2 separate regions of the Homo sapiens genome follow, and region 2 is linked to region 1. The links are chromatin loops, found by intact Hi-C in ENCODE. Cell type or tissue: tibial artery. All regions are shown on one strand. Links, peaks and the distances in the headings refer to the core of each region. The heading gives the core; the rest is flanking DNA.

Region 1 (5,370 bases), core at 124-5,123:
ATCTAGCATTTAGATGGCACCAACTGCATGCAGCCACTGAGTAAGCCACAGCCTTGATTTAAGTATCTTGTGGCCGCCCAGCTGGCACTATGTTGGGGAAGGTGGGGGGCGGGAAGCAGGAGAGTTGCTGCTCCCCAAGAGCCTGGAGGTGTGGGGAAATGGGGCTCAGCCACGGGAGATTGTGAATACAGGTTCTGCCACCAGCCACTTCTAGGCGTGGCTGCATAACCGTGGATGATTCACTTAACCTCTGTCTGCTGGGGTTCTGGCTCCCATGATGGTTAGAACACCACCTTCTAGGATTGGTTCAAGGATGGCATGGCATAATAAGAACACTTTGAGGGAGGGGGTTTGACAGAGTATACTCCATAAATTATGGCCACTGTTATTATTATTATTATTGAGATGGAGTCTCAGTCTATCACCCAGGCTGGAGTGCAGTGGCGCAATCTCAGCTCACTGCAACCTCCGGCTCCCAGGTTCAAGTGATTCTCCTGCTTCGGCCTCCCTAGTAGCTGGGATTACAGGCGCGTGCCACCACGCCCAGCTAGTTTTTGTATTTTTAGTAGAGACAGGGTTTTGCCATGTTGGCCAGGCTGGTCTTGAACTCCTGACTCAGGTGATCCTCCCGCCTCAGCCTCCCAAAGTGCTGAGATTACAGGTGTGAGCCACTGCACCTGGCCATGGCCATTATTCTTAAAACGAGCAACTGGAGAACAGGGGACTATTGAGCTTGGCCAGATGTCCAGCTATGTATCCACAGGGGCCTCAGGAGTTTTCAGAGTGGGGAGCAAGGCCTCTGGCCTGGAGCAGACAGGGCTGCTTCCTAGAAGAGGAAGCCTCAGGTGCCAGGCTGAAGGGCTGGAAACTGGGAGCTGGTGGGAAGGAAGGTGTCTGGGCCAGGATGTGGAGTGGGGCAGGGAGGAGGTGCGCCTTTGAGTGTATGTGAGAGAGACAGAGACAGCTGGCCCTGAGGCCACCGTACAGGTGTGAACAGGTGAGCCGTGAACCCCATGCTGATTCTTTGCAGGGCAAGGGGCTCCTATGCCAGGGAGAGGCCTCTGGGACACAGGAGCGCTGTGGGGTAGGGAAGCCTGCACGCCTCACACGTGGGGGATGCATGGCCTGCAACTGACCAGAAGAAGCCCAGTTAGGCCCTGGCTGGGCTCTCCTTTGGTGCTATCCCTTGGGCCAGTATCAAGAGCTGCAGATGTGCACGCCTATGGAGCTCTTGGGAGCCTCAGCCCTCACGCCCCCATCATCACCCCCCAGCCAGCCCACGGGGCCTCAGGTGGCGGGAAGGCAGGACCGCAGGGCCTGTGGCAGGGCAGGGAAAGGCACGGAATGGTGTTTACATTTTCCCTCCTTCCCTGCTGGCCTGGCGGTTACACCACTGCGGTTTGTTGGCCCCAGGGAGCGCCTCCCTTACATAACGCCTGACATAACTGCCCTAAAACACACGCATGGCAACTCCCACATAGCACCACACATGCTGTCATGCCGGCTCACCCCCCCACACTCACACACACTCACAGAGCCACACCACAGCCTCACGCACTCACACACACACACCCCTTCCCACACACGCTGTCATCCCAATGCTGTCATTTCAGAAAGGATTTCTTTTGCTCCCACCACCCATCACACAGGCAGGGCCTCCCCGACGTGGCTTCAGTGCCTCTGGTTCCTCAGGCCCCAGGAGCCCTGAGCCCACTGGGACTGCTCCAGGCCTCGCCTGGGTCTCCCAGGTGGCAGCCTCAGACTGTGGTGCCAGCCTAGGCAGTGGACGACAACAGGGGGACTTGAGAACAGGGCAGGGAGTCGGAGAAAGACCAGAGTCCAGGCTGGAGCCCCTGAGATGTGGACTCCAGAAACTCAGAACAGGCAGTGGGGAGGGACAGACAGGGAGGGACGCGGCCTCCGAGGTATTATACTTAGTGCAACATGTTACTACGAGGGCAGGCTTCAAGCATTTAATGCATGATGGGCCAGGCGCAGTGGCTAACGCCTATAATCCCAGCACTTTGGCAGGCCGGAGGATGGCTTGAGCTCAGGAGTTCGACACCAGCCTGGACAACATAGCGAGACCCCCTGTCTATAAAAAATAAAATAATACTATAAATTAGGAAAAATGCATGTGACCCTCCCAAGAAACACGTGAGCCACACTGTGACCCATGCATGCTACTTCTCGGGATTCATCTGATGGAGATATTCACCCAAGGCCCTGAGTTAAAAAAACGTTCATGCTGCAATGTTGGTAAAAGCAAAATAATGCAGAGCCTCCCTGTCCATCCCCTGGACCCTCACAAACAGAGCCACATGCAGCCATGTTCCAATGCCCTAAATGATAGGTCAGGGGAGAGAATGACCCCATTTTGTGACTGAAACCATATATGAATGTGTGTGTATAAATATTTGTAGATAGGTGCCTCACCAGATCTCTGGAATGCCTTACACAAAGTGGCCACAAAGTGGCCACATTTGCTGAGTGGGCCTGAGGAGGAAGGTTAAGGGGGCCTTTTCCACTTGCACGTATTGGGATTCACTGCAGCTGTTGGAATATTCATAACAAGCAGGCATGAGTTCCAAATAAGAGGAAAAAATTGGCCAGGAGCGGTGGCTTACACCTGTAATCCCAGCACTTTGGGAGGCTGAGGAGGGCGGATCACCCGAGCTCAGGAGTTCAAGACCAGCCTGACCAACATGGTGAAACCCTGTCTCTACAAAAATACAAAAAAATTAGCCGGGCATGATGGTGGGTGCCTGTAATTCCAGCTACTCAGGAGGCTGAGGCAGGAGAATCGCTTGAACCCGGGAGGCGGAGGTTGCAGTGAGCCGAGATAGTGCCATTGTACTCCAGCCTGGCAACAGAGCAAGACTCTGTCTCAAAAAAAAAAAAAAAAAAAGATAAAAAAGAGGAAAAAATCAACATGAGGTTCCTTGTACCAAGGAATAGTGCATCTTTGCCTCTTCTGAATGGCTGGGACACTCCGCCCTCTTTGTGAGGGCCTGGGGCGGCATCATGGCGCTGCCACTTATGCACTGGGAGACCTCAGGCAAGCATCTTTCATTCTCTGAGCTCCATTTTCCTCATCTGTCCAATGGGAGCGAACAGGGCCAGTCTCACAGGGCAGATTGGTTTTGTCGTAGAAACAGTTACTGAAGCCCTTCGAGGAGCCAGGCTTGGGGGCTGCAAGGAGGAACACAATGTTCTTGCTTTGAAGGAACTGACAGGGTAGAGAGGAAGACAGACATAACCAGTTGTTGTGGGATGCTGTGATATGTGCTCTGATAAAGGCCTGGACAGTGCCCCGGTGGGGCCAGGGTTGGGTGGAGAGGCTAGATCTGAGTTTGAGATTCAGCCTGGGCTGACCGCGGAGGGAAGAGGCGAGGAAGCAGGGGGTCACAAGGGGATGTCCCAGGCAGGGGTGGAAGGAAAGTAAAGGGCCCAGAGTGTGAACAGCATCTCTAGGAATCCTTGGTGCTCCCGAGCAGCTAAGAAGCAAGGAGCATAGGCAGAGGAGGGAGGTTTTTCCGGATCCCAGAGCCTCCTTGGACTTGAACAGTGGGTGGTGGGACCCTGTGTAGCGTCCTAGGGCAGAGAAGAGTATGATCACCCAAGTGCTTTACAACCTTGCTCTAGAGGAGTGGTGGCCTGGAAGAGGACCAGCCAGGGCTCCTGGTTGACAAGGTGTCTGGGTGAGCGTGGGGCAGGCCTGAGTTGCAGAGGAGCTAGAGACAAAGGGGGCAAAGTCAAGGCCTGGTTAGAAAGCAGAGTCATGATGGTTGGGCAACCTATGAGGGAAGGGGTAGAGGGAAGTGAGAGAAAAGACTGGGGAAGCGTGCCAAGTTCTGGCATGGGTTCCTTGAGAGATGTGGTGTCACATGCTTGGGGACAGGGACAACTGGAGGGGTTGGTGTGAGGTGCATCTGGGAGGAGGTGGGTCCCAGACTGCTGAGTGGGGCTGAGAGATGCCAGCACGTGTGGGCAGTTAGGCAGAGCTCAGTCCCTTCCCCTCTCCACTGGCACTTTCAATCTGCCAGGTGGAGCAGTAGTTTGGGAATATTCTGGAGTCTCTTGGCTTTTGGAAGGAAGGAGAACCAGCAAGGACATCATGGGGGTATCCCAGGACCTGCTGCTGGAAGCATCTTTCCTTCAGCTGTTGGTATTTTAATAGAACATTCTAGACTCACAGTGCTGTCCAACAGAACTTTTGTGATGACAGAAATGTTCTGTGCTGTTTAATGCAGTAGCCCCTAGCTCCATGTGGCAACTGAATACTTAAAACGTAGCTATCTAGTATGGCTGAGGAAGTGAGTTTTACATTTTGCTTACTTTTAATTAATTTAAATCTAAATGGCTACACGCACAGCTACAAACCCTGGGAGTTTGGTGGGGGCAAACCATGGGGCCTTCCTGATGCCCATCAGATTGGATGCCTACTGATTAGAAGTGGAAAAATACCCCAAAATGGTAATAACAAACAAACCATAAATATTGCACTTTTTTTTTTTGAGACGGAGTTTCACTCTTGTCGCCCAGGCTGGAGTGCAGTGGTGCAATCTCGGCTCACCGCAACCTCCGCCTCCCAGGTTCAAGCGATTCTCCTGCCTCAGCCCTCTAGTAGCTGGGATTACAGGCATGCACCACCATGCCCAGCTAATTTTGTATTTTTAATAGGGATGGGGTTTCTCCATGTTGGTCAGGCTGGTCTTTTTTTTTTTTTTTTTTTGAGACAGGTTCTGGCCCACATGGCAAAACCCCGTCTCTACTGAAATACAAAAAATTAGCCGGGCATGATGGCGGGCGTCTGTAATCCCAGCTACTCGCGAGGCTCAGACAGGAGAATCACTTGAACCTGGGAGGCGGAGGTTGCGGTGAGCCGAGATCACGCCACTGCACTGCAGCCTGGGTGACAGAGCAACACTCTGCGTCAAAAAAAAAAAGAAAGAAAGAAAAGAAAAGAAAAAAGAAAACTGAAGTTCAGATTTGCTTGAGGTCACGCAGGTAGGAGGCAGCACTGGGCTGAGATTTGATTGCAGTCCAATGGGAGCCCCTGCTTGTAACCCCTTAGGGCCAGGCCCTTCCACAGCCATGGAGGTAATGCCTGCCCAAGCTCCCTCCGGTCCCAGCCCCTGCAGCGGCTCTGGACCTACAGGGCTATTGTTGGCAAGCTCCTGCCTGTCAGCCCCACAGACTCTCTGGGCCCCCTCTGAGAAGCCTGCTGGATGGAACATCCAGGGACCAGCCATGCTGAGCCTCTCAGCCAAGAAGGATTTGGGTTTGCTTTGGTGAGAATCGACACCAACAGCCCTATTGGCACAGCGCACGCTCAGGGAGGTGTCCTGGGTTCTTTCTTTTCCAAGT
Region 2 (5,370 bases), core at 273-5,272, 180 kb before region 1:
AGGCTGAGGTGGGTGGATCACTTGAGGTCAGGAGTTCGAGACCGGCCTGGGCTACATGGAGAAATCCCGCCTCTGCTAAAAATATAAAAATTAGCCGGGCATGGTGGCGGGTGCTTGTAATCCCAGCTACTCGGGAGGCTGAGGCGGGAGAATTGCTTGAAACCAGGAGGTGGAAGTTGCAGTGAGCCGAGATCGCGCTGCTGCACTCCAGCCTGAGGGACAGAAAAACAAACAAACAAACAAACAAACACAAGACCCTGATGGTCTGACCTTGGCCATCTTCAATATCAGTTGCTGCTCCTGAGCCCCTCCTGCCAGCTCAGTCCCTGCAGCCACACTGGCCCTCATTGGGTTCCCTGGTGTCCATCCTCCCCACCTCAGGGCCTTTGCAACTCCTGCTCCCTTCGCCCAAAACACTGTCCCCACTCCCACCTTACCTCCAGTTTCCATATGGCTCTTATTCATCCTTCGGGTCTCAGGTTAAATGTTTCTAATGCCTCTGTCTAAATTAGAACTCCCCCCAATCCCATTCTTAAACTATCCTATTATTTTTCTTCCTAGCACTGACCACAATTGTAATCGATTCATGGTGTTTTCTATCTTTCTCCCCTACGAGGCTATAAACTCCGTAGAGGTAGGGCCCTCTCTGAATTCCTAGTATTTTAGTCCAGGGTCTGCGGTTATCAATAGTGCCTAATGCATAATTGCTGATTATCCATGAAGGGTCACCCCACTGAACGCCTACCATGTACCAGAAACTCCTGGGTGCTGGAAGGAGCCAAAGAGGCAAGAAGCCACAGCTCATCAGCCTTGCAGGGCAGATGTGTCAGCAAGGGCCACGTGCTGGAGTGGCGGGGGGGGTGCCAGGGCAGTCAGGTGATCAGACTCTGCTTTTTAAGAGTGGATGGACCCCCAGAGACCACCCAATCTAGTCCATCTAAAAGGGTGTTGGGGCCCCTTTCAGAGCTCTGGGTGGTGGCACTGGAACCAGAAGCCCTCTCTCCTGGTTGTAGCTCATGCCCTTTCCATGAACCCCCTGCCTTGATGATGGCCATGTCTCAGCCACCTCTGTGTCCCCAGCTACACAGTGACTGATGTGAGGGGAGTGAGCAGGGGGCAGCTGAAGCCCTGAGACAGAGAGAGCCCACCAGAGAAGTGTCCAGAAGGCAGCTTGTGCTGGCATGACAGTTGGGTCATGTGCTGGCCTGACTCCGGAGCTGGGGCCAGGTTTTCTCATGATCCCTTCCACGGCAGAGGAGTCAAGAGAAAGATCTGGGCCTGAGTCCTGGCTCTGCCTCTTATTAGCTGTGTGTGTGGCCACTTTGAGCTCCCATTTTCTCACCAGCAAAATGGAAACAATTGGGCACACCTCATAGGTTTGTTTTGAAGACTCAACACGATGATGTATGAGGAGTCTACAGTTCTGCAGCTGGCCCCCGGCGCTCTGTAATGAATGGTGGCTGCAGGCGCAAGTTTTCATCATCCCAGCCCCCTCGCCCTTCCATCTTCTCACTCCTGTTCTATGGGCTCAACCGTCTGGAATCAGGAAAGCAATCTGATTAGTCAGATTTCGCACTGATTCCAGCCCAAGCCTACCCAAAGAGATTCTGATTGATTCCGTCTAGGATGAGTTCTAAAACTCTTTATTTTTATTAATCTTTTTTTTTTTTTTTTTGAGACAAGAGTCTCGCACTGTCACCCAGGCTGGAGTGCAGTGCAGTGGCGCTATCTCGACTCACTGCCACCTTTGCCTCCCAAGTTCAAGCAATTCTCCTGCCTCTGCCTCCGAGTAGCTGGGGTTACAGGTATGCACCACCACACCCAGCTAATTTTTGTATTTTTAGTAGAGACAGCATTTCCCCATGTTGGCCAGGCTGGTCTCGAATTCTTGACCTCAAGTGATCTGCCCGCCTGGGCCTCCCAAAGTGCTAGGATTACAGGCGTGAGCCACTGCACCCGGCCATAATCTTTATTTTTTAACAAACATCCTGGGTGATCCTGATGTTTAGCCAAGTTTGGGAGCCACTGGAATAAGTGATGATGAAATTTTATTTTAATAAAAGCCAACTTGTGCCCTTGAAAATAGGGGTTTGCCTCTTCCCATGGTCCCTGGAACCAACCACAGCAAGTAGGGCCCCCTCACTCCCCATGGGGAGGGTGGCATTCCTTCACAGCAGCTCTAATGGACGGAGTAGGGGTGGCACCAGCTGTGTCCCCTCCTGCAGCTGTTTCAATGCCATGGCCCAGTGGAAATCACTGCGAAAGTCATTCTCCACATCTCCCAAAGCTGGACCAGGTGGCAACTGGCTGGAGGAGCTGATCCCACCAGACAAGAGGCCTCTGTGAGCCAAGGAAATACACCCACCCACCTCCACTCAGCACAGGGCTCCCCCAGATCCTGCCTTCCTCAGCCAACAACTGCCTTTTGTCCCAAATCAGTTCATCCCCCTTGACTGGGAGATGTCTTTGCTCTGCATCAGGAACAGCTCTTGCTTCTCTGCACGCTCACTCAGGGCTGTTGGCTTTGGGAGGTGGTCAGGGCTGGATTCCATCTCGGCCCAGGGACACCCCCGGGCCTGGAACAGAGCTGCTCTGGGAAAACACGGGTGGAGGGGGATAGGGAAGCTGTGCATTGCGGCCTCTGCAGACTCCACTCCTCCCTGAGAATGACAGTGGGTGGGGCTTTCCCTGCCTCAGGTAATTCAGCTTTTTATGAGCTGCAGGGAGACGCAAAGCAGGGATTTGGCCCAGGAAGAGAGGAAAGGCACTGAATGAGAGAACAGTCCTTCGCCAAGGACACAGGACTGTTGACGTGGGAGAGATGGGCGCAGCCTCTGGACCTGCGCCACGACGAGGAGGAAATGGTTTTCACTGAAAAACAAAGTTGAAAAACAGTTTACTGAAGGGAAGAGAAAGAGGAAAGGAAAAAAAAAAAAACCACCTCAAACTGTCTGATCATCAAAATCACCTGGGCAGCTTGTTAAAAATACAGATTCCAAAACTCATTCCAAGTCAATAAAATATTATTCTTGGTAGCTCTGGGCTTCTTTTCCTTGTGGTTAAAAAATGCAGGTTCCAACTCAGCCAGCTGGAAGACCCTTGGGCGAGTCGGTGTCTGGGTTGAGGGGAAGCAAGACCTATGGAGTCAACACAACAGATTATGTTTCTAGTTTTCTAGTTGGATTTGGGGGAGAAAGGAGGGAAGGAGACACAACAGGCTCAGGAAAAAACTCCTAAAAGCCACTTCCCTCCAGGCAGGACGGTCTTCCACTGGCTGAGCCTGTCCAATCCGTGTCTCCTTTCTCGGGCCAGTCTCCTGGTGAATCCTCACTCTCCCGTTTCCTCCTCTTCTCCCCTCCCACCATGGGGCCCTTGTCACCCGTGGAAGTCTGAGTGATGCCCCCACAGATGTTCATGTCTTTAGGCCCAGAATCTGTCCATGACACCTCGTATAGGGCTTTCACCTGTGATTAGATTAAGCCTCTTGAGACGGGGACATTATCCTGCGTGATCTGGGTGGACCTCATGGAATCACAAGGGTCCTTCTGAAAGGGATGTAGGAGTCAGGCAGAAGGTGACCTGATGGAGGAGCAGATTGGAGTGGTGCTCTTTGAAGATGGAGGAAGGAGCCACAAGCCGAGAAACTGAGCCAGAAAAGGCAAGAAAACAGATTCTTTTCTGGAGCCTCCAGAAGGAACCAGCCCGACTGACACCTTCACGTTAGCCCAGCGAGACTGATTTTGGGCTTCTGGCCTCCAGAACTGTAAGAGAATAATGTGTGTTGTTTAAGCCCCTCAGTTTGAAGTGGTTTGTTACCATGACAGCCGCAGGAATCAAATGCCCCCGACCTCTATCCTGTCCACTTTACCAGCCCGGCCCCTGCCAGGGTCTCCCGGGACCAAATGCTTGCCGGCCCTGGGCCCTCCTTAGAGCCTGTCTCTCTTGGCCTCCCATCAATATGTGATATTTTCTCCGTTGGTCGTTCTTAAATCTTGTGACAGCCCACTCCACTGGTGTTCCTCATGCCTTGATGCTCCTCCTTAGCCCCCTTCCAGCACTTTCCAGCCCCACCTCTTACCCCACCTTCAACATGGCCATGTGGCCCAGGGTCCTCTTCTGAACCCTCTTCTCACTCTCTGCTTTCTCTACTTCCCAGTGATAATCCCAGATCAAGGCCATGGGTCCACACCCTAATAACGATGGGTCCCTTATGCTCTTCTCAGCAAACAGGTATTAATATATTCCCTGCCTGTTGAAATCCAATTCACCTGTTCATCCCTCAATGCCCCACTCAAATGTCACCTCCTCCAGGAAGCCTCCCCTATCTGTCATGCCATATGCTTGTTAACAGTGTCCATCCGTCGACCCCATGGGATTGTGTGCCTAATTTATAAATTGAACTTAGAAGCTAGGATCTACAATATTTTGAGACATAGAGAGAAAAACTATGCTCACATAACTTTCATTGCAGCATATTGTTATAATTGATCTATTTTATTATTGTTGTTGTTCATCTCTTACTGTGCCGAATTTATAAAATCAACTTAGAAGCAGAGTCATGACCTAGTCAGCCCTGGACTCTCAGCACCCGGCACAGTGGAACCCAGCTCTGGGACATGCTCTCCCTCCTCACTGCCATAAACACCTGAGCAGGTGTTGGAGCTGTGGAAGCTGCCCTCTGCCATTCTGCTGCCTTCTGGCCTAGGCCAGGCTGTCACAGTGGGGTTCACTTCCCTTAAAGAATCATAAGAATAGATGTCAAGTTTCCATTCTGGCCACACTGGCCTCCTGACTCCTACTCCAACAGGCCATCCCCTGATGTCCCACCTGGGACATGAATCATTCCTCTCTCCAGCGTATCCATGCTGTGGCTGCCACCCACCTGCGTGTCCCTTAGGGGCCATCTGTCAAGGTATCATGGTGCTTGTGTTCAAGTAACCCTTGTTTTACCTTGTAATGGCCCCAAAGCACAAGAGTAGCAATGCTGGAAATTTGGATGTGCCAAAGAGAAGCCGTGAAGTGCTTCCTTTAAATTAAAAGGTGGAAGTTCTTGACTTAATAAGGAAAGAAAAAAAGTGTATATTGTGCCAAACAATGAGATACTATGCAGCCATTAAAAATTGTATTTTCAGGCTGGGCATTGTGGCTCACACCTGCAATCCCAGCAATTTGGGAGGTCAAGGTGGGCAGATCGCTGGAACTCAGGAGTTCAAGACCAGCATGGGCTACAGGGAGAAACCCCCGTCTCTACAGAAAACACAAAAATTAGCCATGCACGGTGGTGCACACCTGTGGTCCCAGCTACTTGTGGGGCTGAGGCTGGAGGATCACTTGACCCTGGGAGGTCGAGGTTGCAGTGAACCACGATTG

The links. A loop is a pair of places that touch in the nucleus more often than their neighbours do. Peaks named below come from ENCODE experiments on the same cell type or tissue, not always from the same donor. Only the 100,000 strongest peaks of a DNase experiment are listed, where the experiment ranks them.
Region 2: it touches region 1 in a loop (3-fold over the local background); 84 of 110 quality-filtered maps call a loop at or near these places.

The regions. Positions count from the first base shown.
Region 1 is chr2:43,209,339-43,214,708 of GRCh38, forward strand. No RefSeq gene overlaps it. Among named protein-coding and RNA genes, the nearest start is that of ZFP36L2, 15 kb to the right of the region's middle. RefSeq lists enhancers at 735-1,329, 5,310-5,370. In tibial artery, for the core only: no CTCF peak of the experiment used is centred there; no DNase peak of the experiment used is centred there; H3K27ac peaks cover 867 bases.
Region 2 is chr2:43,029,766-43,035,135 of GRCh38, forward strand. It overlaps LINC01819 (long intergenic non-protein coding RNA 1819), which reads right to left. Exons shown (of 6, transcript NR_110585.1): 3 at 5,290-5,370; 4 at 1,370-1,536; 5 at 1-212. Among named protein-coding and RNA genes, the nearest start is that of LINC01819, 7.1 kb to the right of the region's middle. In tibial artery, for the core only: no CTCF peak of the experiment used is centred there; DNase peaks (open chromatin) are centred at 276 and 2,736; H3K27ac peaks cover 1,994 bases.